7 separate regions of the Mus musculus genome follow, and all the other regions are linked to region 2. Evidence: chromatin loops called from intact Hi-C (ENCODE). Cell type or tissue: heart. All regions are shown on one strand.

Region 1 (4,000 bases), 690 kb before region 2:
ACTGCTCAGCAGAAAGCCCTTAGCATTTGGGTGCCTACCATCTGTTTAATAGACATCGTACAAGTCTTGGTTGCTGCAATTTCTGGAGTGAAATTCAGGACAAAGCAATCTCTTTGCAAATTCTCAGACAGCCTCTCTCCTTCAGGGAAGAGATAAAGTGACTAGTATCTGACAACGTGAGCATTCAGCTGGGAAGGATCAGATAGACGGCTCTGTGACACGGCTGTTACCAAGCCCTTATGGAAAAGCAAGCTCTGAAAATCCGTAACAACATCTAACTGTATACTGCTTATTTTTTTCAGAGCTCAGGCCTACAGTGACGGTAAAGCTAATCCTTCAAGCATTAAGACAAAATAGTGGACTTCTATTTCAGAGCCATTTCTGTGTTTTCATATAAACCCAGAGCTTTGTTTGTTTAACCCAAATTTTTGCCTGCCTAGCAAATGAATACCAGGCCGCAAATTTTAATTTGGACTTTTTCTGAAAGCTAGACTCCCAGATGTGAAATAACCCCACTCAAATGGTAGGAACATTTTTAAAGCTGTTGATTGGCACTGCCAAACCTTTGCAAAAAGATTGAACCAATTTACACTCCCACCAGCAGTGCATGAGAATACATTTAAATGCAAATCCTAAGAAGCAGACTGTCTCTTTCTTAGGTATTTCACTTAAAAAAAATTTTTTTTTTAATGCTAAGCAAAAGCTGACCCAGGGTTTTATAAAAGGAAAGTCTGGCATAAAAGTGGAACAGCTTAGGCAAAAAAAAAAAAAAAAAAAAAGAAAAAAAAATGCTTTCAAAGACCCAAGCACCCAAGCAGGCCGATAAAAATGTTAAGGCGCCACAGCAAGGAGCACAACTCCAAAGGGGCCATTAACAGTTTGGCTTAGGTTGGGATGGTAACCGCCAAGAATGTTGGGCGTGGTCAATGTACCAAATTCTAGTTTATAAAATGCAGAGTATTAATATTAATACTTCACTTTGTTCTAAAGACGACTTAAGATGTCTAATGCCAGGATCTAGAGTGGTAGTATTGTCGGTAAAGCGAAGCCTGTGGGAACGATACACACACCCGTGCCCCTTCGCTCCCCGCACGGGACAACAGGCCTGCACAATCAGAGAGCACCTCTACCAAGCGGGCGCAGTGATGGCAGGGGCTGCGGACCTGGGGTAAGGGAAACCCAGACTCGGTGGCCAGCTCGCTGCTTTCCACAAATTCAAGGGGTGCAGGGACTTGCGGTCAGGCTAACCCCTCTAAGCACGCCCAGCCCGTCTACGACCCAGAGTCTCCTACGACTCCTCGGTACCCTCTCCCACCGGCCACACCAGAAGGAGCCCCACCTCGTCCTCAAGTAAGGACGAGCTGGCCACTTCGTCCTTACTTGAGTCCTCCCCCTTCTTTCCGGCCCACCTCCGCTTGCCCCCTACTCTCCCGGCCTCGGGCGCTCGTCTCCACTCGGTTCTGCTCGGTATTCTCCGCCCCCTCGGTGCATGCAGCCAATCAGAGCGCGGCCCCGCCCCTCGAGGCCGTTCCAGCGGGCCGGCCGAGTGCAAGCCGAGCCCGGCTGAGGGTGGCGCCGCGGGCGGGGGCGATGGGGCCTGGCAGCCGGGTGGCGGCGGCGGCAGTGGTGGGGCTTGCCTAGACGCGGGGGCGCGGGGAAGTGAGGGGCGAGCGGGCGCTGCGGCCCGCCCGGGATGGGCCAAGCCCGGCCTGGCGGGGCCGAGCGGGAGCCGAGGAAGGCACGCGGGCCGGGCCTGCGGGCCAGGCGGCCGGGGGGCTGAGGTAGAAGTGGGCGCGGAGGAAGGGGCTGGGCGAGGCGGTGGGAGGAGCGGCGAGGGGGCGGAGGCTGAGCGGCGAGAGAGCGGCGCCTGGCCCGAGGCGGCGACGCGGGAGCAGGCTGAGGCGGCGGCCGGGACGAGCGCCCTGAGGTGGCGGCCGCGGCCCCATGGGCGGGTGCGTGGGCGCCCAGCACGACTCTTCGGGCAGCCTCAACGAGAACTCGGACGGCACGGGAGGTAGGTGGCGCCAGGGGGCAGCCGCGGCCCCCCATTGTTCGCGGCGGCGGCCACCTGTCCCGACCCCGCGCCCCTTTGTCGTTTCTGCTCTGCGTCGGCCCCGCCACGCGCTTCGGGCCCCACGCGGGACCGCGGGCCTAGGCCTGGATTGGGGGGTACTCTAGCTGGGAGGACAACTCGGCTGCCGGATTGCGGCTCGTGGGGCCGGGGAGGGGGACAGCCGGGAGTGCCCCCGACGGGCCCCGCCGCACCCCCAGCCCTTCCCGCGTCGGCAGAGTTGGCCGGGCTCAGCTTTCCTGAGTTTCGGATGACAGCTGCCCCGGTTGGTTCCAGTTTCTGGAGCTGGGTTGGGGAAGTCTCCAAGTGGCCATGGGCAGTGTTTTATGGAGGAGGGGGGAGACGATCGGCCCGAGGAAAACGTGGCTCTCTGCTGCTGCCAGGGGCGTTAGCCCAATGTGCCGTCGGGGCGCACTCGTCAAATTCCGATGTGTCTTACGTAAAAGGAAAACGTGCAGGATAGAAAGTACCCCAGTATAAGATTAGTGCTTTGAGTAAAAGTTTTTCCAACGCGACTCGCACTTCTGGGTTACCGTAACCGTGATGAGAGGTCTCTTAATTCCATTCGTAGTCGTTGTAGAGGGATAGGAGTGGTAAGATTGACTCTGCTTTTATTGACCTTAAAAGTGCGGAGCCCATCCAGTATATAGAGTGTGTAGAAGTTCGAACCTTGTAGAAAAGAGCCACCAACCAGGGATAACATGATTTGATTCGAACCTTGTATTGGGTGCCTTCAAATCGGGTGCATATTTTAAAGTTGTTTAGTTGCATGAGAATAGGCACATCTTTTCACACCTTGAGACGACTCTTAGGCACCCAACTTTTGTACAAGACATTTCCCTTTTTACGTGATGTTTTAGCCGTTCCACTTCACTAAAATCTCTGTCACTAAATGTTGGGCAAGTTATTTGAGAACTCAGTGAAAACTGTCGTGAAAAAGTAGTCCATGGAAATGCTCCTTTGTAGTGGATTTCACGTCACAGCCTATTTACTTGGTGAGGTCCTTTTGACAACAAAGCCCAAGTGTAGAAAGGGCGTGATACCACTGGGCTGAGGGCAGATCAGTGATCAGATGGTACCAGTTAAGCATGCTAGTACTTACTAGCATTCAGTATAACTTTGACATATGTTAAAATTATAATATTCCTTTAAGATTGAGCCTTTTGGCAGTGCAACTTAGGATCCAATCACAGTATTAGCATGAGCTTTTAGAAGCATGAAATCCTAGCTTTAGATAATTTCTACCAGTAGCCTACAGTTAGATAGCTCTAATATCTGTTTCTTTCAACATTTAAGTTTTCTGGACCATAATCTGCAGTTTTTCTAAAGAGAAGTTTTAAAAGAGGGAGTACCCCGTCTTTTTCTTCTGGGGAAAGGACACGGGATAGCCCTGATGTAGCTGGCAGAAGACGGGTCTGTAGGGGATAAAAGAATTCTTTCTGGAATTTAATTTTGGAAGCCTTTGTTCTCCATTACTGTCATGAGAGGTAAGAGCTAACTGGAGCCAGCAACTCTGAAGGCTGGAGCTAGATGATCTTAAGCTCCAGGCCAGACCTGGCTGCATAGCAAAACTGTGTTACCAAAAAAACAACAAAAAGTTACTGTAATATGTGTTTCAGTTTAACATGTTAGCAGTTCTTTTTTGTTGTTGTTGTTTGAAAGGGAATGACTTTTTTCCTAAGGGTGTTAGCAAAGATCTTAGCTTTTCAAACATCAGCAGTTTTAATCTGGTTATATTGATTTTTATCAACATGGAGTATAATGCAGCCTTCAGATGTATTTCATGATGGTTAACATTCATAGTGCTATGTGAGCACCACCATTTTAGAATGACCCTAGCCTTTCCAAGTCAGCTGGCTCATAATAGATATAATCTGAAATACTTGGATATTGTATTTTCCTTTTCCTTCTGGATCCAAGTATTTTTAA
Region 2 (4,000 bases):
AAACAACCTTTTTGTCTGCAGGGACAAGCAAGCCGTAAAGGGACAGTTGGCATAAAAACCTCTAGGTCCCTACCTCGCCAGCTGTGGTCGGAGGTTGGAGTCCCACACATCACTCGGGCCAGAGTCAGCCCTCCGACTCTGAGAGATTTCCCTACCGAGGCTGACCGAGGCCGCGACAGTCTGCACTGGCTCAAGCAGTAGCTCCTAGCCCTTGGCCTGATACCGCCAGCGCAGGACGCGCGCGAAGCCGCCCTTCTGCGCCCTGGGAACAGGTGCACTGGGCTTGTTGCCCAGGAGGGGTGGGGCACCGAGAGGGGGCGCGGTCCCGGGAAGGGGGGTCGGCCAGCACCTCGAAGAAGAGCGCGCTGGGGTTGGCAGGGGGGTGGGGGAGAGACACGACTCGACTCTCAGGAGCCCACGTACCTGAACCTGGAAGCACAGCAGTAGAAAGTGTAAACACCTGCGGGAGAAAGAGGGAGAGGAGGTCAGTGAGATCCGAGGAAGGGGCACAGATAGACAGACAGACACGTAGCAGAAAGTCGGGCGGACAGACAGACAGAGCCACACACGCACAGGGACAGGCATCCAGGCAGGGTGGCCAGACCCGGGCGGGTGCTTACAGGCAAGTGCAGGCGGAGGGCGCTGAATACATCGCGGGGCGGGGGGGGAGGCGGCGGCTCCTAGCCCAGCCTGCACATGTCCGCTCCGCGCGGCCGGGACCGGGCGCCTCCGCCGCCGCCGCCGCCGCCGCCGCCGCTGCTGCTGCTCCCTCCTTGCCGGCTGCTTCTGCAGACTCTGCTGCTCCGGGGCGCTCCGCGGCGCGCCCTGCGGCATCAGCGCCCCGCGCGGCTCCTCCGGAGCGCTGCGCCCTCCGAGCCGGCGCGGGGGCTGTGGGGCGAACGCGGTGCGGGAGGAGCCCGGCCGGTGCGGGGAAGCTGGACTGAAGCGGGCGGACGGGAGGGCCGTCTGGACGTTCGCGAGACGCGGGCTGCGGGTTCAGTCCAGGGGCAGCATGCACGGCGGGTGCTGCGGCAGAGGCGCCGCAACCGGGACGCGAGGCTAGCGGGGCCGGGGTCAGCGCTCCGAGGCTGGGGCGCGCATCTGCAGTGCGAACGCGTCACGGCCGCTCCGTCTGGGCGCCCGCCGGCTCATGTCTCCTCCTCTGTGTCTCTCCGGCCGTGCGCATCGCCGCCTCCCACCGCTGGCGGCGGCCGGGGCGTTTTCTACGCGAGGGCGGCGAGGGGGCGGGGGGCCAGGGGCGGGTCCGGGCCCGCGCCGGCACAATGAGGATGCGGGGCCCGGGGGCTCCCCCCTCGGGGCGCGGCCGGACGGGCGCTCAGCGCGGCTGGGTGCGCCGCGCCCACATCAAAGCCGGCCCTGCCTGCTCGCCTGCCTGCCGCGGCCTCTCCGCTGCCTCCTCCTTCTGGCGGCTCAGGGTTGGAGGGGAGGCACTCAATACTGTCGGCAATGGGACTGGCCGTTCAGCATGGCAGAACCCACGAAGCTGGACCTGGTGAGCGCTGGAAGCCGTCGGAGCTCTCCGACACAAGGCTAATATTGGCCGAATGGAGCAGGCGGGGTTCCCAAAGAATGCTCACATTTGCTGTTCATATTCACATCCACTAGAGTTGGGAAGCAAGGGGAGGACAGACGAGGCCCGCCCGGTGGGGTGACTCAACTGAAAGGAGTCGTGTTTACCCTTACCCTTAGGCCACGCAAGATAGTGGCTTTTCCCAGACACACGCACCACCACCACAACCACCACCGTGGGATGACTACGCTAAGTAACGCCTTCTTCTGTTTTGCCGTAGGAGATGGCAAAGTCTCAGGGGCGTCTCTCTCCCTTCCCCCGCTCTGGGACTCTAAGGTCGGTTCTAGGGATTCCAGCTGCGTTCTCTAGTTAGGTGACCCGGGTTTTGGAAGCACACGGCTACCACCTAGCGGCTCAAAAATGTCGCTGTAACCTCGCCCCTGAATGGCTACATGCCTGGGAGTAGCCAGGACTCTGGTCAGCGCTCACTCCAGGTCCTCTTCAGTTCGCAATCTAAGCAGCTAGTTTTCCTGCCCTTGATCACCAACCCTGAACTTTTTCTGTCCTTCCATTAACCCCCAAATGTAGATATTGTTGTCAGAGGCCTGCCTCATTCTGTCTAGAGCCTGGGTCAGCCAAGTTCTGCTTTGGACTGATGCTAAAACAAACAGGTCACAGTGGGCAAGAAACTAGAGAACGAGCTCAAAATGCAAAACTCAGGAATTCGGATTATTTGATTTAAAGGCCTTGTGTCCGTAGCTGTGGTTGTTATTCCCCGTTCGCTGGAGCAAAGTGAAGAAGGTGCTGCTCGGTGGTGTTATTTCTCAAGTTATAGAAACATAGTATTTGTTCCAAGGACCAGACCTCCCTGTAAGCGACTTTCAGTTCTTTTTCAAAGTTGAGGCTAAGGGGGCAGTATTAAAAACAAATCCTGAAAACCTTTGCGAAATCGAGTTGTTGAGAGAATTGTTGCATGAAAGGAAGTTGATTTTATGTTTATTGTCTGGGCTGCCTGAACTAGCCTTGCAAAGTTACTAGTAACTTCCTAAATTCTGGAACCAACCAACCAATAGAGTGAAATGACAAACCACAAATAGGGCTGAACCAAAAAGTGGTCTTGCTTTACAGACTGGCACACGTGTATCTGCTGACATGTTTCATGTATCTTCTGGCTAAAATTAATTTTTTCCTATCTGCACTTTATTAGTTTTTCATTACTTTTGAATACAATGGGTAACTATTGTCCCACCTACAGTGGTTTGATGACCTCAGTCATCACACAAGACAGTCCCAAAAATTTGGTGGTCTGAGGACATTAATTCAAGAATCAAAAGTTCTGGTGCTGGGGGGTGTAGCTTGGTAGACTCACAGTTCAATTCCCAACACCCACTAGAAAATGGATAGAAGCATTCAGCTCTATGTGATCCCAGCCACTCAGGTAGAAGCTGCAGATCAGCTCAGGCTTATGCTTGGGTTCAGCCAGCTAGTGGTCCACCTGGGTGCTACATAGGCCCTGTCTCAGAAAAGGGATAGGGGCTACTGAGCTGGCTCAGCAGTTGAGTATTTGAGTACCTGCACATGTGGCATAGTTAGTCCTAGACTTGAATGTTCTTCCTTGCCTGCCAAAAGACTTGAGCATACAATGAGATGGGGCACATTATAAAGACAAAGGCAAACTAATAGCTATAATCCCTATCTTTTCATATTTCTCAATTTTGTGTAGAAACCAACCTTTTCTTAGAGTTGAATCATCAAAACTCTGTTGAGTTCAGTCACTTAAATTAGGTCACTTTTCAATTACACCCTGAAGCCCAGTTAAGCGTTAATATACATATTGAATGACTTTTGAAATGTTCAAAATGGCACTAAGTGCTAACTTGAAACTCACTCCACTGCTGTTTGTGGTCCTATTATGTTGCCAGTCCTGAGACAAGATACGCCCCCCCCCCCAAAAAAAAAACAGTGGGGGGATGGCAATAAGATGTGTTCATAGGATTCAACTTTAGCCCATGTTAAGACAGGAAATAATCTAACCAAGTTGTTCTTTGACTTCCACATGTAGATTTTAACTCATGTGTGTACACACACCCCACATGCACACTAAATCTCCAGATTATCAAGAGCAATGAAGAGATACTAGACCTTTTTTTATCCAGTGTTCTGAAGAATACAAAGTTAACGGCAGATAGTCCAAAGAACTTGGCAACATGAAGCTAAGACCAAAGGTAGGAATATTTCATGTGTGTGGGAGACAAGTGAGAAAGTTTCTGGGTGACAGGCATTACCAGGGACAGTAGTGAAGAACAGGCAGGCAGGCCTTAGTAAGGAACCAGGTAGCCAACAACATTCTTTCTTAAAGGTTTACATTCATTTTAATGCATCAATTTTGACAAATCACAATCACCTCTTAATCTCCCTCTACAGTGCTCCACAGGACTCTTGCCCCTTCCAGTGAATCCAGTGAGTCAC
Region 3 (4,000 bases), 190 kb before region 2:
CAGCCACTCTGGGGAAGCAGAGGACTGACCATAGCTACCTACTGTGGAGGGCACTAATCAGTCCCTGTTTGGTTATCTGGTCCTGTAAGGGCATTTTAAGTTTGGAATGAAGAGAGGTTTAGACTGGGGGAACCCAGAGCTGCCCTTTGGAGAAGACGGTACAAGGGAAGTAGGCCTATGCAGATGAGACTCTTCAGGAGAGAGGCAGTCCTTGCTGGGCATGCTAGTGTATGCCATAGTCAGTGCTTGGCAGGCTGGAAAAGAGATAGCCCCTTGCCTTGGTTCTCTCTCTCTCTCTCTCTCTCTCTCTCTCTCTCTCTCTCTCCCTCCCTCTCTCTCTCTCTCTCTCTCTCTCTCTCTCTCTTTCTTGGCTATATATGTAGTAAGCCTGACTTTTTAAAAAAGATTTATTTATTTTGTGTATATGTATATTTATTTTATATGTATGAGTAAGCTGTCTTCATGCACTCCAGAAGAGGACATTGGATCCCATTATAGATGGTTGTGAGCCACCATACAGTTGCTGGGAATTGAACTCGGGACCTCTGGAAAAGCAACTCTTAAATAGCTGAGCCATCTCTCTAGCCCCTGCCTTGAATTTCTTAATAAGGACATTCTAAATGCCTATGTTGGAAATGCTTAGAAAAATGTCTAACTGGAAGGGTTGGAAGTCAGGACAAAGTGGAGCTGTGTTTATGGAATGTGCTGTCGTCTGGAACTAACTCAAGTATCCCCATGTTGGTGCTGTTGAGAGATGACAGAACCTTTAAGGGGCGGGGCCTACTGAGAGCTTCGCTTAAGGACTAAGGGTCCCTAGTCTGTCCTTTCTCTTTCCTATTTCTGGCCATGCTGTGAACCAGCCTCTACTGCCATGCCCTCTCACTGTGGCATGTAGTGCATGGCATGCTCTGCCTTACTGCATTCTCCCACACAATAGCACCAAGAGAAGATGAACCATAAGCAACTTTCCCTCCTTCCAGTGGTTTGCCTCCAGTGTTTCGTTACAATAACACGAAGCTAACTAAGACACTACACTTTCTATGAGATCGTGGTGGTTGGCTGCCTATAGAAAGGAAAGTCAATTCGGACAGACCGTGGACGGGTCAGAGCTCCCACGAGTCCAACTCACCAGGCCACCATTCCTCCTGATAGGTTTTACTGCTTGGTTTCGTGCTTTAAATAGACACCATCACCACCTTATGGTAGGGGATGCCTGGGATAGGATAGGTACCCACTGTATTTACTTTGAAGAAACTGAGGTAGTTGCCAAAGGTATGTACAGTGTGTGAGAGAACTTGTTTCCCATGCAAGATCACCAAAAGTTAAGATGTGATTTCTCAAACCCAGGCTGATGCCAGGGGAGAAATCGCTTTCTGGGTACTGCAAGGGGAGGCAGAATGTTACAGGTCTTCCCAGGGAACATCAGGGCTGTTGGTGGCTTCAAACACCAGTACTCTCCAGCACAGCGATAGCACTCAACAAACAGCTCAGTCGCAGAAGGGAACAGGACCAGTGTGGAAAGGGAACTCGCCACAAAGCATTCTAACCAACTACACACTCAACAGCTGGGGATGCTCAAACTATGACCTTTCTTGGGATGCTAGGAAACTGTTTAAAGTCATCATTCAGATATGTGCATATGCCTGCAAAGTATAAGTAAAAGAGACTGGGTCTCCATGCCACATGCATGCATACACATTCATGGACGGCAGACTAGCCCCGGGGTTCCCTTAGACACTAGCACACACAAGAGCCCAACTCTCTCCCACAAAATGGAGTAGTGTTGACACCAGACCCCTGCACAGCCTCCTGTCTACTGTCATCATCTCACAGTGACTTCTAATGCCTGAGATGCCAAAACTGATGTGTGACTAGTCACACTGACACTGGGTAAGAGCTAGGACCAGAAGAAAATGTCTGGGCATACTCAGTACAGACATGCACACAGATTTTCAGCCACTGTTTGGCTTAATCTGCAGATGAGGAATCTACAGATGTTGTGGGACAGCTGAATGTACAGGTATAGTCATTTCTGGCCACTTTTTATTTGCTTCTTTTGGCCTATCTGTATTTCTTTTTTTTTTTTTTTTTCCTTTTCAAATACGTGTTTATGTGTATATCTGTGAGTAGGTTTGTGCACATGACTGCAATACCGCAGATGGCCAGAAGAGGGAGTCGGAGTTCCTTAGAGCTGCAGTTTGGCAGTTGTGAGGCACCCAATGAGGGCCTTGGAAATTGAGCTCTTCTCCAGCTCCATCTGTTTCTATTTCAGGCATGAAAGGGAGAGGGTACATACTGTTATAAAACAAGGAAGTTGTTTCCACATTGATTTTTTTTTAATTAAGAGAATGAGTAGAGATGACATCTGGGGACAGAGAAACTTCAGAGCCTCTTAGACCCTTCTCTGTCCAGGTGTGCTAGCTATGGTCAGGGAGACCTCCAACAGCCCAGGATAGCTGTGGCACTGTCTCTCTGCACTCTTTGTGGGGCATCTCCTCTTAGGAGGGACCCTCGGGGCTATACCTAGTTTGCAACCCCCTCAGGCCAGTTTTGAAGTCTACCCTTACTCTTTCTAGGACCCAGATCTGCCAGACTCTTGCTTCTCCCATGCTTCTCCATGCATTCTGTGCACGCCCGAGGATGCCCATGTCTCATCTGGGAAACACAGATGATACTTTCTTCAAACCCCACTGCCCTGCCCACACTGGCTGCAGACTTTGACAGAGGCAAAGGTAGACTCCTTTAACAAGCGCCTGCCGGATTCCCCCGATACCAAGGCCCTTCCTCTGCTCAGCTGCTCACAGAGGTGAGGCAGCTCTCCTCTTCATTCCTTGAAGCTTCTGCAGGCCAGAAAGACAGGGCGGAGACACACAGAGCACCATAGTCCCAAAGAACAACCTAGACACACACTTCTGCTCTCCACAAGAACACCCTCTAATGGACAGAGGCAGTAGAGGGAAGTCCCTGCTATGTCTCTATAGTTCTCTGGGTACTTTCCTGAGGTGACCTCACTTAACTGGCACTGCAAGCTAGCCAGAGGATGGAGGGAGACCATTGCTGTTATTCCTGCTGGTCAGATGATGGGCAAGGAAGCCTACAGGGGCTCGTGCAGCTCAGCTGAAGAAGGCTGTGGAGGATATGACCCTCAGACAGGTCTATCAGAAAGCTCCTCCACTCCCACATAGGATGACCTTGAACATGTTATCTTGGAGTCTTGGCTTCCCAGTCTGGGAAACGATCCACTAGCCTTTGAGCATGTCCCTGTGAAGGCAAGCAAGACTGTAGGCCAAGAACCCAGTGCTGTGCACAGTAGAGTAAAAACCTAACTGTTGACAGCAATGGTTCTTCTCATAGAAACTGTTCCGTCTGGCTCCAGATTCCATGGGGAGGTAGAAGTGGGAGTGGGTTGGGTACTCTCAAGTCAGTCACTGCATGGGTATCCTTCTTTCGATGGAAACCAGGAGGCATCCGTGGGCATCCACAGAAACTCTCCTTCCCTGAGCAGGTGGGTCCCACCTGACCAACCAGGCTCTGCACCTGCTTTCTTCAGCAGCCCTAGCAATATGTCCCAGCGTTTGGTTTCTGGCTCATCAGAAGGGCACACACACACACACACACACACACACACACACACACACACAGTAAAACAGAAGCCCTACTGTGTGTCAGGCCCAGCATCTGCCAAAACAGTCCAGAGACACTCAACAGCTACAAGTGATAAAACAGAGACTGGAGTCTGGATCGGCTGGCTCCAGGCCGCCATTGCTGACTTCCTCTCATGCGCCTATTGTCTCTCCCGATGCACTGGTTCTGATTTTCAAAGAAGACAATTTCCGAGAGAAGCCTTTGACAAACCTGCTGTGGACGACAGTGTGCTTCCCATTTTGTGTGTGGATCTGAATGCCTGGAGTTGGGGGTGGGGTGGGGTGGAGGGGGGCAACAAAATGTCCTTCAGTTGCCTACATCAGGAGAATGGCTGGTGGCTGGCTTTTCCCCTCAA
Region 4 (4,000 bases), 73 kb before region 2:
AAGTTGGAGCGCATGTCTCTGCTCCAGTCCCTGGCCTGGTGCCCATCATCCTCAGAGTGAAGGCCCAAGTTCTGCACAACAGGTTTGGGCCTCACTGCCCTCATATAGTCGTTCCTTTCCCTTGCAGGGTCAGAGTCGCTAGGAGGGTCTTCACATTAGAAAGGACTAGAGCTCAGGTTCTGGTTTGACTTCAAGGCTTTTAATCGTTCTGCTCAAATGTCCAACTTTCCAGCAAGTCTCACTGATGTCCCAGACCTGCAGCTTCCTTGTAAAAAATAGACAGATCCTCCGTACCATGGATGGCGATCTTTCTAAGACCACACCCAATATCCGATGACTTCAGGATGGACTTGGGCAGAACAGCATTTCAGCTACTTCTCTATTCCTGAGTAAAGAGAGGCCCTGGGGAGGCAGATTAATGTGCAGAGGATGAGTGAACGGATACACAAACGCTGGTCAGACAGACAGAAAGTAGGGGAGAAGATACAGGAAGGTGAGCGGAGGGTTGGGAGGTGGATGGTGATCGAGGAGACAGGTGGCTGAAAACTAGGTAGAAAGTGGGCAGATGGATGAGTGTATAGGTGGACGGTTGCTGGGTGGGTGGTTAGAAGGATAGTGAGATGGGTGGATAGATGGACGGACAGACAGATCAATAGGTGGGTAGATAGGTGTGCGGATGAGTGGAGGACTGAAGAAATAAACTAAAGAATTAGTTCACGTTTAAACAAATGGAGTCAGGATGGGAGAGAACATAGTGCTGAGCGAGTTATTTGCGAGCCCTGCTTTAGAGATGGAGGACTGAGGTGATCTCATCCGGCTGAGCCAATGGCCTTCTGAGAGGTTAGTGAAGCAGGGGACAGAGCCCAGACTCTGGGACCAGACAGACTTGGCTTCAAGCCTTGTCACTTCGACTAGCTACATGACGCTAAGTCCAAACATCCTTGGGGCTTTGGGGATAATATAGTCCCCATCTCTGCAGCCACTGTGACCTGTAAATGAGATTCGTATTGACAAGTTCTAAAGTGCCTGGCACACAGTAGGTGTGCAATGATGGTACTGCTGCGGTTTTGCAAAGCCTAAGCCCGAGAGTGGCCTTGGCCAGGTCTGGCACCTTGGTGTAACTCCCTGTTTTGAAGCTGCTCAGCAGCTTTGATGAAGGGAGCCAGCAGCCCAGGCCAGAGGCTCTGTCTGTATCTACCACTCTCCAGGCCATCAGCGGAGTGGTCCAGCTGGCAGAAACAAGAGCACAGGTCGGGCTGGCTGGGTCTAGGTGCAGGTGGGCCTGGCTCTCTCCCTTCCTGACCGGTTCGGGGGGCCTTTTCTGGGGACCAGCCACCTGCCCTGCCCCACCCAGAGAACTTGGCCTGAAGGTCCAGAGCCCCAACTTCTCAGGAAACTTGCAGACAGGAGAAACTTTCCATCCACACTGCAGGAATTTTGTGCAGAAAGGGGGAAAAAAAACTAAAGCCCTTCATCCTTTGGCCTCGAAGAGAATATTTCTTTTATGTGAAACTGGCAGGGAGAAAGGTTTGAGATTCTTTCTCCTTTGCCTAATTGATATCAACATGAAATATTCTAGTGTTGTTTTAATAAGACTTGGTTTTCCAGCAAGAGTGAGGGGGAAGCTCTTCTGGATCAGAATATTTTTAGCAAAAATATTTTGCTTGAATCCTCCCTGCTCGCCCCCCCTTCCTGCCCTGGCTTCAAAGGCACAGCAGTGTGTTCTGGGGTGCTGCACCCACACTCCACAGCCCCCTCCCCTGCATGGCAGGCTGGCCGGCTGGCCAGCCAGGAGTGCCGAGCCAGGAAGCTATTTTTTCCAGAAGCAGCATCTGGCTCCTTGGCAGTCACACAAGCAGTTGTGTTGGCAGCAAGGCTGGCCGGGGTCTGTCGTGTTTAGGCTGCTGCCTGGCTCACACCCGCAGACACCATGTTCTCTCTCCACATCCGGGAACCTTCCTGCCCTACCCCGCCCCAGCCCCCCACCTCACAAGGGTGGGGGCTCCTCAGAGCACCCTAGCACTTTTGGCCCCAGAGACCTACCTGAGATCTAGCACTAGCCAGCTTGACTCTTGGCAGGTGGTTTAGACTTCCTGAGTCCTCCGTTTCCCCTGGTGGGAAATAGGATCCTTGCCACAGTCTGCCTGTCTGGTCTGACCCTTACCTGACTTTACAAGATTCTCATAGCACATGAAACCCGTTACGAGCATGACCTCCTGAGCAGCATCCAGAGTCTTTGCAACCCTGGGGCCACTGTAGTGGCTACATGCAATCTCCTAGTGCATCCAACACTTAAACAGCCACAACTCATTCTGTTCGACTCGATACCCAAAAGCCATCTTCTTTAGGACAGTTTCTCTTAGCTCTAGCAACCCCCAACCAGCTATGACAGCTCCTGGGTCCAGCCATGACAGCTGCTGGAGCCTTTCTATAGAATACCTAAAATACAGTGCTCTGTGCATTTGATGTTCTTCCACCTAGAGGCTTCATAAGAGACAAGCTATCATCTGTCTATCCAAGGGCTTTGCAGACTACTGCAGGTAGATGAGAACTATGCCAGCCAGCCCTCCTTGAATGCCTCACAGTTCCCTTATGAGCAGCCCTGGGGAGTCAGCATGCCCCCAGACAACCCTCAGGGAAGAGAAGAAAGGCCGCTAATGTTAACATGTCCTATGAACCCAACGTGTCAGACAGAGCTTGCCCTGTTTCCTACATTCTCAGGTTTGCCTAACCCTTCAAGGCAGCCATCATTAGCACTGATTTGCAAAAGTGGGTGCAGGGACACTGAAGGGCTGCCCATTTCAGAACAGTTGGGATATGACATGTTCTGTATAGCTACACTGTCCTCTTTCCCTCTCCTTGGCTAGTGCCAAGATAGCTTGAAGTGACAGCAGGGTACTGTGATAAATATCGGTGACAGCTCCTGTGTGGAGCCCGTTGTACTGAGCTGGGTGCTTACATCCATCATCTCACCAGACTTTTTTCAAAGCGGCCTTTAAAGGAGATGATTGTCATTAGACCCCATCACACAGATGAAAACACTGAGGCTCACAGGGCTAAAGCAGCTTCCCTGGCACGCAGATTGCTGGGGAGTTGTCTAAATGGGAATGGGTTCCATTCTCTAGCAGGAATAACGTTTGCCTTCATCTATTTTCTGTTGCTATAGCTGAACATAACAGACCAGGAAATTACTAAACCATAGAGGTTTATGGGGTGCACAGTTCTGAACGCTGGGAAAGCCAAGAGGGTAGTGCCAACCTTGTATCCACATCTGCTCAGCATCTGCTGAGCAAGGGCCTTCTTGACGCACTGTCTCAAGACAATGGTAACCCAGAGCATCACAGGGTGAGGCAGGGGTGCCACCCCCAAGAGCCACTTTCACAACAAAGCCACTCTCTCAACAATCTGTTACCCACTAATCTATGAATATGAACCTGTCTCTTACAAAGGGTCCCATCTTGAACACCATTGACATAGGGGTTTGGAGACTAAGTTTCCAGCATGGGCAATTTGAGGGACCCTGTCAAACCATCCTACCACATCACAACTGGTCAATGGGTAAGTGGGTGGAAAATGGATGGACGGATGGAGGTGTGGGTGTGTAGAGGATGGGTGGATAAATGAATAGATGGCTCCAGGGCTAGAATGTGAATCTTGATAACCCTGGAGACAGCAAGGGTCAAGGTTTCCGGTTAGCCTTTCTCCTCCTCCCAGAGCTGACCCCTGTGTATGTCCAGATGCCAGCTGCTAGGTGCATGACCTTCTCCGGGAAGCATTCCAATAGTGAAGGTGGGGCCACTAGTCCATGAAAGTCTGCCTCCCTTCCTTGCCACTCATGGAGGGACCAGGAATCAGAAATGACAACCACAGCTCTTCATTCACATCTGTGCTCCCAACTCCTTTTCTGTAGCCACCACAGACTCCAGCTCTGTACCTCCTGAAGACATCAGAATGACACTGTTGGCAAGCACCCCAATACTGGAACCTTTCAGATGTCCCC
Region 5 (4,000 bases), 520 kb before region 2:
GTAAGTGCAATGCCTGCCACCACCAAGGGCCCACGCAGTATTCCTCATGCCCTGTGCTAATCTTTTCTGTATAGGAACAGGCAGAAGTGTTTTTAGCGCAGTAAATATAACTAACTTATATTTCCCTTCATGAAGGATGGAAATAACGTGTATGCATTTCCAAGCACCGTGGATATTTGTAAACTGTTCTCTGCAAACAAAAAAAGAATGTAAATATGCTTCTAATAAAGTAATAAGGTGATTTGCAAGCACTGTTGTTCTTTCTGGTTGGAAAGAGAAGATAGGTGGGCCTCCTGTGCTTGCTCAGCAAGGAAGGGCTTATCCTCTGAGTATGTGAGAGCCTCCTCCATCAGGCAGCAGGTCAGACTCTGGGGTTTCTGATGGAACCCCAAAGAGAGAGGAAAGAGACCATATTCTCTCTGGCCATTTAATATCATTCCGATTCAAAGACAAACATTGGTTAACAAACACCCCCAGATTTTGTATGTTAATGGACTGAATTTTTTCCATAACTCTGATAAGAAAGTAGATTTTGCGCAGAGCCCAAATCTCAGGACACGGCCGAGGGACACCCATGGAATTCAACCCTGGAGTTTGTCCCCCTGATGGTGCTACCACACCTCTCTCCAGCTGCCACTTCTTGCCATCAATGCTGTATCTTAAAAGAATTTTCCAGGACAGACTTAACATGGTGGTTGAATGCCCTAGCTTGTACATGGGTCTGGGCTCTGTCTCTGATTCTAGGGGGACAAATAGAAATATAGTTTACATTTGTCTGACTGTACCTCTCAAAACATTGCTTGTGTTCTTACCCTGGGGTCCACGGGTAGAATTGGGGGTATCTCTGCATTTGTTTGTCAAAAGATGTGGTCTTTAGTTTTCCTGCCTGAAATTGAGTGTTTTCCTTCTTAGTGGAGGTGGCAACAACCCCAGAGGTATCAGTGGGGCTTGTAACTGTCACCCAGGGAAACCAACGGCGTTCCACACTACACCATTTTTTCCTCATTTTTAAATCATAGTGACTCAACCTGCATTGTTAGGTCCAGTTGGTTGTGTCCATGCATATGTCTTATTAACTGTGTAGCTACAGTTTTCCGAAGTCATTGGTAGCCGGGCAGTGGTGGCACATGCCTTTAATCCCAGCACTTGGGAGGCAGAGGCAGGCAGATTTCTGAGTTCAAGGCCAGCCTGGTCTACAGAGTGAGTTCTAAGACAGCCAGGACTACACAAAGAGGCCCTGTCTCAGAAAAACAAAAAACAAAAACGAAAAAAAGAAAAAACCAAAAATAAAAAAACAATTAAAAAAAATTTTTTTTTAAAGATACCTATTTATCCTGATGGTCAGTTTCATTTGTAATCAACATAATAACCTCATTGTCACAGGTTTCAAAAATATTACTTTGAGAAGGACTTCATAGACATTGTGGAATACCAAAGGACTTCACAGAACAGAAAACAAAACCAGTCTGCTTTTGCTTAGCACCTTGCTGCTGTTGCCCTGGAAGTCTCGTGACCAGCAGAGGGCAGGCCATGGCCATGGTGCTGCACAGCCTCTGGACTCAGGCTGTTGGTGTGGCTGCAGCTTCCACTGATGAGTACTTACTGTCTGGGGGATGTAAATCAGCAGGCAGCCAGCATGATTGCCATTAAGAGCTAGAAAAGTGAGTTTCCAAGAATTCAGGAGACTGGCAGCCTCCCACCCCCAGGGCATTAGGAGATGAGGATGACTTGGGAAATGAAATCATCCTATGTTAATTGACTCCTCTCAAAGCAACCATCATTGGAATGAGTGATTCCTGGATGCTGTCTTCAGCATGCTCACCCTAATGGAGACAGAGACGTGGGAAAGCAGCACCTGTGCAGACTGACACCGCCTGGGGACTCAGAACACCCCCTAAGAGAGCCACCCTGTGTCGGAGGGCAAACAGGTCTATTCCAGAATGACATGCACTAAGGCTGGCCAGAGTAGATGGCTTATCAGCATAAGGCTAGAGAGAGGTTGGGCCGAACAAGGATGCCAGGCCAAAACAGCCGTTCCCTAAGAGCTGCAGAGTGGGAAAGAAAAGGCTGAAATGGACGGAGGAGTCATTGTACAGTCCATGCAGCACTGAGAGTTTAGAAGGAAAGGAAGGATTGCACGATTTTGAGGCAATTAGCAGAGCCTTAGATGCTGCACTCAGAGGCACCACATAGCTCTGTTGTACCCATGGTGTCTATTAGGTCTGGTTAACAAGGACATCTAGCAACCATCAAAACAGAGCTTCTATGCCCAATGGTGGCAGAAAAGGTCGTTCAAACCAATCCCAGCACTGAGGATAGCTTTAGAGTCTAGGCAAGGACCTCACAACTGCCTACTGTAGCTCCAGTGGATCCAAAGCCTTCTTCTGGCCCCTGTGGGTGCTCACACATATGTGTACATATCAACACACACACACAATAAAATTAACGTTGAAAAAGAGGAAGCAGGGTGATGGTGGCACACACCTTTAACCCCTACACTAGGCAGGCAGAGGCGGGGAGATCTCTGTGTTCTAGACCAGCCTGCTCTAGTGAGTTCTGGGACAGCCAGGGCTACACTGAGAAACCCTGTCTCACAAAAACAAAAAACAACAACAAGAAAGAGAGAGAGAGAGGAAGGAAGGGAAGGGAAGGGAAGGGAAGGGAAGGGAAGGGAAGGGAAGGGAAGGGAAGGGAAGGGAAGGGAAAAAGAAAGAAAGAAAGAAGGAAAGAAAGAAAGAGAGAGAGAGAGAGAGAGAAAGAAAGAAAGAAAGAAAGAAAGAAAGAAAGAAAGAAAGAAAGAAAGAAAGAGAGAAAGAAAAAGAAAACGAGAAGAAAATAGAACTGGTGACTGGAAGTTCTACTTGCTGGTATAAGCAGATCACACAATAGGGAAGGCCTGCCTGGCCAGGATTCAAGCTGGGATGGGGTCCCCATGAGGGGATTGGGTGGTTTGCCCTGCCTGGGTTCACAAGCCTAGAAAAAGCAACAGAGGTGAGCTTTTGCCAGGTCTTCAGGGCTAAAAGTGCAGAGAGAGGAGCCCAGACCCTGCCAAGTGCACAGTGGACAGGATCTCCATCCAGCCATTTCTTAACTCAGACTGCAGAGAGATCAGAAGTGGTTAGGGTTTGGGCTGGCGTTCTGTGGTGGAGTCCTGAAGTCCTTTGAAACGGAGGTGGGGTGGGGTGGTGGCGTGAGTTGGGGGGAGTTGGGGGAAGGTGGGAGGAGGAGATAGGGAGAAATAAGAGATGGGACCAGAAGGGAGAGGAGGGGAAAGAAGCCGACCAATAGGGGGTCTCGATAATGCAGGGGCCTGACTCCCACAAACTCAGTGTGTTTGAATGTTTGGGGCAACACATGGTGCCCTGAAATTTTCAGCAGATAGCTAAAACCCAACAATTTTAAAAGAACCAAGTGTCATAAACCATGAGAGCGATCTGGGTGCCAGATTTTACCTTCCATTTGGAAACTTCTTCTCATCCAGTTCAAGCTTGAATCATACTGAAAAGCTTGTAGTGGGGAAGGAAAACATAGGCTGGGGACGAGCTCAGCCATAGGTGGGCTGCTGTCCTGTTCTGTGCGAGGAAGCTGTGTGAGGTGGGACACTGTCCTGTTCTGTGTGAGGAAGCTGTGTGAGGTGGGACGCTGTCCAAGCATGTGGAAGGCCCAGAGTGCTGCCCACCTCTATCCCTTTCTTCTAGAAAAGTGTGGCTGGACAATGCTCAACTAAACCTATGGCTTGGATCCCGCTGTCACTGGGCAGAACAGGTGGTCAGTCTGCCCAATGGCATGTGACTGTCCCACCTGTGTGGAGACACGGTAGAGCAAACATATGGTTCTCCCTTTGTGGTAAGGAACCTCGGAGGAGACCACGTTTCAAGACAGTGAAGAACAAGACAGTGGCTCTTCCAACAGTTCCCCCTGAGACTTACACAGAACATTAGGCCCTGATCAAATGATCAAAGGACAGGCTTCAAGCTGTGGTGGTGTTGGGGCTACTGGT
Region 6 (4,000 bases), 430 kb before region 2:
GGAACTGGAATTAGAGGTGGCTATGAGCCGCTGTGGCTGGGAATCAACCTGGGTCCTTTTCAAGAGCAGCAAGTGCTCTTAACCTCTAGGCCATCTCTCCAGCCTGTTAACGTTTGTTGACACTGCTTTGTCTACTCCTTAGTGAAGCCCCTCCATCCTCTCTCATGCATGTGCACTTATGGGTAGTTTTCTGATTAAGTGTTACTTGTATTTATGACAGTTTTAGTCCTGAGCAAAGTCTTTAAGAAAAAAAAAGTACAGAGAACTCTTATGCTCCTACCTGTGCCCATGCCTCCCACAGCACAGCATCTGTACTGTCATTGTCCTGCTGCATTTGTGTTCATGGGGGAACCTATTGATAAACCATCATCCCCTGACTCCATAGTAGACATTAACCTGTTGTGGTACGATTAGACTGTGTGACATGCAAACCTGCACCCATCACTCTCATGGAAGGTCTTTACTTTGTCTTCAGTTTGGTTGGTAAGATGTAGAGCTCTGACTTGTGAAGAGAATGTTGGTTCTGTAGCGCTTACTGCCGCCATGCCATGCCAGTACAGGTCTAGGAGCCTCCCATGATGGGTCAGTACTACTGCAACAGACCTGCCTCAGGAACAACAGGTTTGCAGCTGATGGTGCTTTCTTTCATAGCACACAGAGGACCTGGCTGAGCTGTAGTTCTAGCCTGGAACTTGGATTACAAGTGACAAGGAAGCTTCTAATGTCTTCTCACTCTTCTTTCAGAATTTATGAGTTTGTTTTCTACACTGAGAGTATAAAGAATATTTGAGAGTTAGCTTGACTCTGCTGATCTTTCAATGACAGACTAGTGTCCCGTCTTCCATTAGTTGTCTTCTAGAAAAGCAAATAGAAACCCCTTCCATCCAGAATTACAACATTTAGTTGCTTAGTCCAGTTTCTCATTAGGCAGATTATAAAATGACAAGGATCAGAGAAATTGGATGACATTCCCTCGGGTCACCTGGCTTGTTTGCCATGTGCTATTGTAAAATGATGGTGGACAGATATCGCTTCAAAGTTAGCACAAAGGATGAAATCACTCAGTTAAGATTACTCTGGGAGAGTCCTTAAGTTGATCATGAATGTTAAATAAGTGGATCATAACTGTCTTTGTTTGTTGTCTATTGTGATCAAGCATCATGTTCAGAAGCAACTTAGAAAGGAAAGGGTTTATCTCATCCTACAGCCTGCAGTCCTCCATTGAGGGAAGCCAGGGCAGGAGCTGAAGCAGAGACCACGAGGACCACTGCCTACCAACTGGCATGCTGAGTTTGCTTTCTTTCATAACTCTAGCCTTTGTCAAGTTGATGAAAAACCTCACCAGGACAGTAACTCAATTCACGTTTAGTGATGGAGGATGAGAAGAAGGGTCTTTCATTGTGAGAGAGAAAAGTCTAGGTGAATGGATTCTTGTGTGTGCCTCCTCTGTGTTGCTGGAACTCCAGAGCCCTGCCATTGTTCTGCACCAAGAAAGGTCAGGGAAGTCTTTCAAGTTGCTGACTGTACTGCTCCTCATCAGTGACGACCAACGAATGAGGCCAAGCCTCCATTCTCTTAAGAAAATCTGCTGATTGTTTGTTTTTCTTGTTTTGGTTTTATTTTCTTCTCTCTAATTTGCTTTCCAAATGGTTTAGATGTGGGCAAGTGCCCCTTATGTTTAGAGAATAGCCACAAGGTGGCACTGTTGAAGTTCCCCTGATGGTTTCCAGCAGCCCCTTCAGGGGTGTGGGGTGTGCACAGCCTTGGAGAAGGGGCAGAACAGATGAACATGTGTTATGTATATAAATATGGTTAGTATAATTGCGAACAATTCAGTTTTCATTACAGCGAATTTTAAGGCATTGTCCATATCTCTTTTAACGTGGAATTTTGTGGTATTGAATGTTATATGAAATGAATGGACTGTTGGCTGGGACATGGAAATATTTCTGTTAAAATGCTATTTGTTTTAACAGGATTTGATCTGAACATATATACATATGTCAGTATATTTCACACACGAGAATCTAATAGCGAAGGACAAGCTGGCCCAGCTGATTGTGTTTGTGAAGAGTAGACTTGGACTAACCCTGGCATTAGTTCTTCTCCCAGGCCTATGCTAGTAGAGCATTGTGGGGAAAAGATGTCTGCACGCACTTAATGTAGGTTTAATAAGATGGAGAACATTTTCAGTCATTCTGCTAGTTCAGTGTCCAGTCATTCAGTAAGTATCTGGAGTTTGGATTTTCACTGTTAAGATCGACAATCATTTTAAACTTTTGGTTGTGAAAAACATTAGTTCTAAAAAAAAAAAAAAAAAAAAACTGTCTCTAGTCTTGACTTTTTAAAAATGCTTACTGTGAACATTGTACCTGTCAGTGTAAGAAAAGTGGAAAATGTTTGTGGTCTCTGGCTCCTTTTGGTTCAGTGGAAAAAGTGATAATTATGATACGCTTTTCTAAAAATCATGGTAAATGTTTAGTCTGCAATGTCAATTTCTGCAGGCTAAGTTTGTGGTTTGTAAGAACTGTTGTTAAAGGGAAAATTTATACCATTTAAAATAGAGGCAGATTGTACTTCAAAAAAGATGATAAGTCTTGCTGATTAGTTTGATGAGGTATCTGTGTGATTAAAAATGTTGAAATGCTTAGCTTCCTGCTCATGGTTTATTCATTTGTCTAGCCCCCAACTAAGGACAGAAAACCATCACAGACTATAAATATGATAGACTAGATCATAGGTCACAGGGATGGGCAGGAATGAGCCAAGGCTTCAGGTTGGGTACAGGGCCAAAGACCCAGCATCACAAATGGAAGAGTGTGCTCGCTAGAACTAGATGGCTAGCCCCAAGACTTCAGTCCCAGACTCCACACACAGTAGCCCATCCTCATCTATGTGGGTGCAGGGGTAACCTCTTAGTGGGGGAGGGCTAAAGACAGTGTGTCTGCAATGTGGGTGTGGCGAGGAAGGGCTTTCACCTTGTCATTTGGTTTTCTGCCTTGGGTTTGTGACCTACGCTGATTTTCACTTCCTTTTTAGCCCTTAGAGTCGCACATAACCAGGAAAGGCTTCGGCACTGGTTGTAGGTGGTTGTTTTATTGTAAAAGGTTTTTTTAATAACTAAAGCTGTGACTCGTGAAGCAAGGAGCAGCAGAGGTTGGGTGTTTCTTTACAGCTGCTCTTTGAGGGTCTGTAAACTACTGAAGTTACTGTATGATCTAAGCAGCTGTGTTAAGCTGGTCTCACCAAGGGCATTGAGCTGACATCACACATTTGAGGTTGGTTTTGATATGGTAGTTTTTACACATTGAACTTTGAAATCAGTGCCTTTTAATTGTTTGAGTTTATTGCTGACATTTTCTGGATTCTCATGAGGTGCCTACAATTAGTACCAGCAGCACTCTCAGAAATGTGCGTGCACTATCAGTCTATATTCTGCTGAGGTAGTGATGTGTCCTCCTGTTGCCTTAGGAGGGGGAAGGGAGGCTCTATCAGCACGATAGAGTAATAAGAGCCAGACACACTGCTGAGGAAAATACTTGGTTTAACACTTCAAAGCCCTGGCTAAAGATCACCTTGTGTTCGTTGCATAACTTCTTTTTCCTCGATGGACTTGAAACAAGAAAGTTGCAAGATTCGAATGGCTCAGTTAAGGAGGTTTGAGGGGAGTGGATGAGAGAAGATTAAGGACATTATTGAATACCTGCTACATACCTGGCCCTTTAAATCTCCTAGTAGCCTTCCCAGTGGACTTGAGAGATGGCTTCCCCGTAAAATGTGGATATTTAGAACACTTACCTTGGAGAGTTACTTTACAGATTATATGAGATAACTTCTTTCAGCACTTAATATTGTTCCTATATTATGGACTAATGATATTAAAAAAGGATAGTAGATTTGCTTATGGCCACTCACATAGCAGTTGACTGAAATAAAATGTAAGTCAGGTTACCTGGTTTGGCAGCCATTGTGTTTCCATAAGACTAAATCATGCTGCCTC
Region 7 (4,000 bases), 340 kb before region 2:
TGTCCTATGCTTTTCCCTGCTGGAGCATCCCTTACACACGCTCCTCCCTCCCCACTGCCCTCCTATCTCGGGGAGGAGGGAGTGCAGAGCAAGAGCCCAGCTGCTTGGCCTGAAGCCACCAAGGCTCGCTTATTGGATGAAATCATTAGGCAAGGTAAGAGAACATTTGAAACCGATCATGCAGGGATAAAACCTGCACTCTAAGAAGTTTCATGTAGATTATTGAACTTATTAAATGAATTGTGATATGATCCAGTTAAATGCATGACCTTTAAGGGAAGAGATTGGTGAATTAATCCCAGGCATACCTGTGAATTGTTTGGGTTAGGAGCTAGACAACTGGTGTTGTGGTTTGAATATGCTTGACCCCTGGGAAGTGACACTATTAGGAGGTGTGGCCTTGTTGTAAGAAGTGTGTCACTGTGTAGCCAGGGTTTGAAGGTTACTATTCTCAAGCTCTGCCTACTGCAGAAGAGTCAGTCTTCTCCTGGCTGCCTTTAGATCAAGGTATAGAACTCTCAGTTCCTTCTCCAGCATCATGTCTGCCTGGATGCTGCCAGGCTTCCTGCCATGATAATAATGGACTGAACCTCTAAAACTGTAAGCCAGCCCCAATTACATGTTTTCTTTTATAAGAATTGCTTTGGTCATAGTGTCTTTTCATAGTAATGGAAACCCTAACTAAGACAATTGGGTAACACCCCAGCACACCATTGTATGAATGGATGTAATATTATCAATCTGCTCCGAGAAGGTGTGGATGGCTTCTAGCATGTCAGTGCTAAGAGAAATACTGCTTTGGTACTTCTGATCATCAGTTTTGGTCCATGTGTATAGTTGTCCTTCAGTATCCAAGAGGGATGAGCTCCAGGATCCCCAAAGATTACAGAATACAAAGATTTATTAGGAGGTGCACAGTACACATGCATGCACACGCGCACACACACACACGCACACACACACACACGCACACACACACGCACATGCACACACACACATGCACACGCACACACACACACACACACATGCACACACGCACACACACACATGCGCACACACACACGCACACACACATGCACACACACGCACACACACACACACATGCGCGCGCACACACACACACATCCAATGTGCATGTGCACTCATGCATGAATGTAGTGATAATTTTGGAATTTTGATTTCTTTAAAAAACACAGAAATAGTATAAAAATATGTTTTTGCTTCAATCTCAGGGGTGGGATATGGGACTGCTTCAGATTGTCTATGGTATGATTTTCCTTGTGCAGCTACACATGAACACAGGGCATATATATGTGTGCATATGCAGACACACACATGTGCATACACATGCACAAGCACACGCAGGTGCATACACACATAGGATTTGCATATGATTCTACCCAATTTTCTTTATACTTTAAGTTTCTAGATTATATATAACATCTAGCACGATGTAAATGCTAAGCAATAGGTTTGAAGTATAATGTTTATTAATTCTTTGTGAATTTTGTACAATGTATTTCAATCATATTCATCCCTCATTCTACCCTAAAGCTCCCCTGCTCTCTCAACTTCATGACTTTAATCTTAAAAAAAAAAAAAGTAACCTACTTAGTCCCGATTTGCACTGCACACATACTCACAGGTGTGGGCCAGGTACTGCAGCTTAATGTATCTACTGGGGGCTACACCTTTAACTAAAACTTAGTCTCCCTCCTAGAACCTATCAACATTTGGTAGTTTCTCAGCTGGAGTGGGGCTCATGAGTCCCTCCCTCCTCCGCACTAGAATGTTCACTGGCTTGATTTTGTGTGGACAATCACAGCTGCTCTGAGTCCATGAGTGCAGCCCTGGAGAGAAAACAATGTTTCACTCTGGTCCCCCTCAACCTCCAGCTCTTAGGATTTCCCCTGCAGAGATGGTCCCTAGCCTTGCAGTGGGCAGTGATACAGCTGTAGCATTTGAGTCTGAGCACTCCGCTGACACTGACTGTCTGCACTTTGAGCAGCTGCGAGGTCCTGTATTAGCCACCATTCACAGCACAGAGAAACTTCTCTGGTGAGGTATAAGAGTGGCACTAATCTCTTGGTGGAAAGATATAGTTTACAGGGCAGTTTGACACTATGTTCATTTAGCAAAACATTAGTAGGTTTATCCTTGGGGCCCAGGAGCTCCCAGCCATGATTTCTTGGCCAGATTTACTGTATAGTATGTTTTGAGTCACTATTGTACCCGTGAGTATTTCCTGAGTTGCCTCTTATTATTAGAGCTCCCAGAATTCATAGCGGTGTCAGACCATTGATGTGCACCCTGCCCTTGACCCCTCCCCTACAGTAGCCTATATGACACCTTCTGGTACTGTGAAAGCTAGCCAGCAGGGGGAGCTTTCTGGTCAGCATCAACTTGGTTTCTCTATATCCTGTGACCAAGGTGTGTGGTGTCTTCAGTAATAGGGTCTTACCATTGAGTCCTGGTGGGTAAATGAGCAGTGACAGCTGTCTGTGTTGTTTTGGAGTGTCCCAGACATCCTTGATCAACAAGTCAATGAAAGGTACCCCACATCTACCATTTGGCAAACTATGGCTTCTGCAAGGAAGCCCTGTGTAGGGTGACCCCAATAAACTGTCTTGTATGAACACACACACACACACACACACACACATACATACACACACACACACACACACACACACACACACACACACAGAGTATCTGAGTGAAGCTGATTGACTGATTAATTGATTTGTTTTTTCCAGACAGTGCTTCTCTGTGTATTAGCTTTGACTGTCCTGGACTCACTTTGTAGACCAGGCTGGCCTCAAACTCCCCAAGATATGCCTGCCTCTGCCTCCTGAGTGCTGAGATTAAAGTTGCGTTCCACCATGCCCAGCTAGTGTGAAGCTTATTTTAAAAGTATGCTTCTATGTTGCTTTTCCAAATACCCTTACTGCCATTTATCCCTCTCCCACTCCATCCCTTGTCTGCCATGTAATAGTTTTTATACAATACTCTATTTGAATGACAAAAAGACAAAGTCTATGTTCTGTGAAAATGTGGTTGAACTCACGAATGGGGACTCTGGGATGTGGAGGGCTCCTGTGTGTGGACTTTTGAAAGCATATATTTAGAGTGAGATTTCTGATTCAAAATCCATGTGAGGGGCTGGAGAGATGCCGGTTAAGAGCACTGACTGCTCTTCCAGAGGTCCTGAGTTCAATTCTTAGCAAGCACATGGTGTCTCACAATCATCTGGGATCTGATGCCCTCCTCTGGTGTGTCTAAAGAGAGCAACAGTATACTCACATACATAAAATAATTAAATAAATAAACCTTAAAAAAAAAGTCCACGTGAGGTGCTTGAAATAATGTCTGCCTTGTTGAGTTTTGAGAGCTTTCTACGTGTGTCCGACATGGCTCTGATCGCCCTTTCATGATCTTCGCACTGTCATTTGGTGAACAGCTGTTCCTAAACTGAAAAAGTCTAACTTATGAATCTTTTTCTTTATGCTTATTGGTCTTTGTGTTTTAGAAAAGCCTTGGTGCAGCACAATCAGGTTCCCGGGCACATCCCAGGTCCTTTCCCGACATACTCTTTTCACTGAAATCAGATTCTGCACGGGATAGGAAGGCAGAGCTGCTATGTACATACCTGTAGAGGTGCAGCCGATCCAGCATGATCTGCCAGTGACCTTGTTCTCTGCACGCAGCTCTGACACACAGCCTGTGTTGTAACCAGGGCCCTGTGTGGGTTTGGGTCTGGCCCAGTGTATGGTGTGGGATGAGCCTTTGCTCTTCCAGCTCCTATGGTGTTGAGGCCATGTTAGAAGAGTATTTTAAATGACAACCCTTATAGATTATGGTTGAACTGACTCCCATACAACTATGAATTTTTCCTTCTTAAAGATTTATTTTTCTGTATTTTTTAAAATTATGTGAGTGTGTACATAGCTTTGTGTAGGTTTGTGAATGGGAATGCAGGTTCCCGTGGAGGCCAGAAGAG

What was found. Hi-C counts contacts between places; a loop is a spot of excess contacts. Peaks named below come from ENCODE experiments on the same cell type or tissue, not always from the same donor. Only the 100,000 strongest peaks of a DNase experiment are listed, where the experiment ranks them.
Region 1: a loop joins it to region 2, with 2.6 times the contacts of the local background. A loop is called at or near these places in 4 of 42 quality-filtered maps.
Region 3: a loop joins it to region 2, with 4 times the contacts of the local background. A loop is called at or near these places in 15 of 42 quality-filtered maps.
Region 4: a loop joins it to region 2, with 2.2 times the contacts of the local background. A loop is called at or near these places in 3 of 42 quality-filtered maps.
Region 5: it touches region 2 in a loop (7-fold over the local background); 22 of 42 quality-filtered maps call a loop at or near these places.
Region 6: a loop joins it to region 2, with 9 times the contacts of the local background. A loop is called at or near these places in 21 of 42 quality-filtered maps.
Region 7: it touches region 2 in a loop (11-fold over the local background); 14 of 42 quality-filtered maps call a loop at or near these places.

Annotation. Positions count from the first base shown.
Region 1 is chr11:32,453,533-32,457,532 of GRCm38, forward strand. It overlaps Ubtd2 (ubiquitin domain containing 2), which reads left to right and starts at 1,838. Exons shown (of 3, transcript NM_173784.4): 1 at 1,838-2,014. The coding sequence starts at 1,945. In heart, a CTCF peak has its summit at 2,031 (motif pointing right); DNase peaks (open chromatin) are centred at 1,519 and 2,429; H3K4me3 peaks cover 2,935 bases; H3K27ac peaks cover 2,289 bases.
Region 2 is chr11:33,146,622-33,150,621 of GRCm38, forward strand. It overlaps Fgf18 (fibroblast growth factor 18), which reads right to left and starts at 779. Exons shown (of 5, transcript NM_008005.2): 1 at 621-779; 2 at 424-460. The coding sequence starts at 652. RefSeq lists promoters at 596-4,000, 596-1,539 and an enhancer at 1,354-1,384. In heart, CTCF peaks have their summits at 864 and 1,950; DNase peaks (open chromatin) are centred at 460, 690, 1,290 and 1,930; H3K4me3 peaks cover 2,178 bases; H3K27ac peaks cover 1,402 bases; H3K27me3 peaks cover 713 bases.
Region 3 is chr11:32,959,634-32,963,633 of GRCm38, forward strand. No RefSeq gene overlaps it. Among named protein-coding and RNA genes, the nearest start is that of Gm12111, 35 kb to the left of the region's middle. In heart, a CTCF peak has its summit at 2,167 (motif pointing right); no DNase peak of the experiment used is centred here.
Region 4 is chr11:33,073,647-33,077,646 of GRCm38, forward strand. No RefSeq gene overlaps it. Among named protein-coding and RNA genes, the nearest start is that of Fgf18, 72 kb to the right of the region's middle. In heart, no CTCF peak of the experiment used is centred here; DNase peaks (open chromatin) are centred at 1,095 and 1,895; H3K27me3 peaks cover 1,913 bases.
Region 5 is chr11:32,624,348-32,628,347 of GRCm38, forward strand. Stk10 (serine/threonine kinase 10) reads left to right here. Exons shown (of 19, transcript NM_009288.2): 19 at 1-248. Among named protein-coding and RNA genes, the nearest start is that of Fbxw11, 16 kb to the right of the region's middle. In heart, a CTCF peak has its summit at 1,506 (motif pointing right); a DNase peak (open chromatin) is centred at 1,564.
Region 6 is chr11:32,712,714-32,716,713 of GRCm38, forward strand. All of the region lies in intron 3 of Fbxw11 (F-box and WD-40 domain protein 11), which reads left to right. Among named protein-coding and RNA genes, the nearest start is that of Gm35723, 67 kb to the right of the region's middle. In heart, a CTCF peak has its summit at 1,691 (motif pointing right); no DNase peak of the experiment used is centred here.
Region 7 is chr11:32,803,794-32,807,793 of GRCm38, forward strand. All of the region lies in intron 2 of Gm35723 (a long non-coding RNA gene), which reads left to right. Among named protein-coding and RNA genes, the nearest start is that of Smim23, 19 kb to the right of the region's middle. In heart, a CTCF peak has its summit at 2,367 (motif pointing right); no DNase peak of the experiment used is centred here.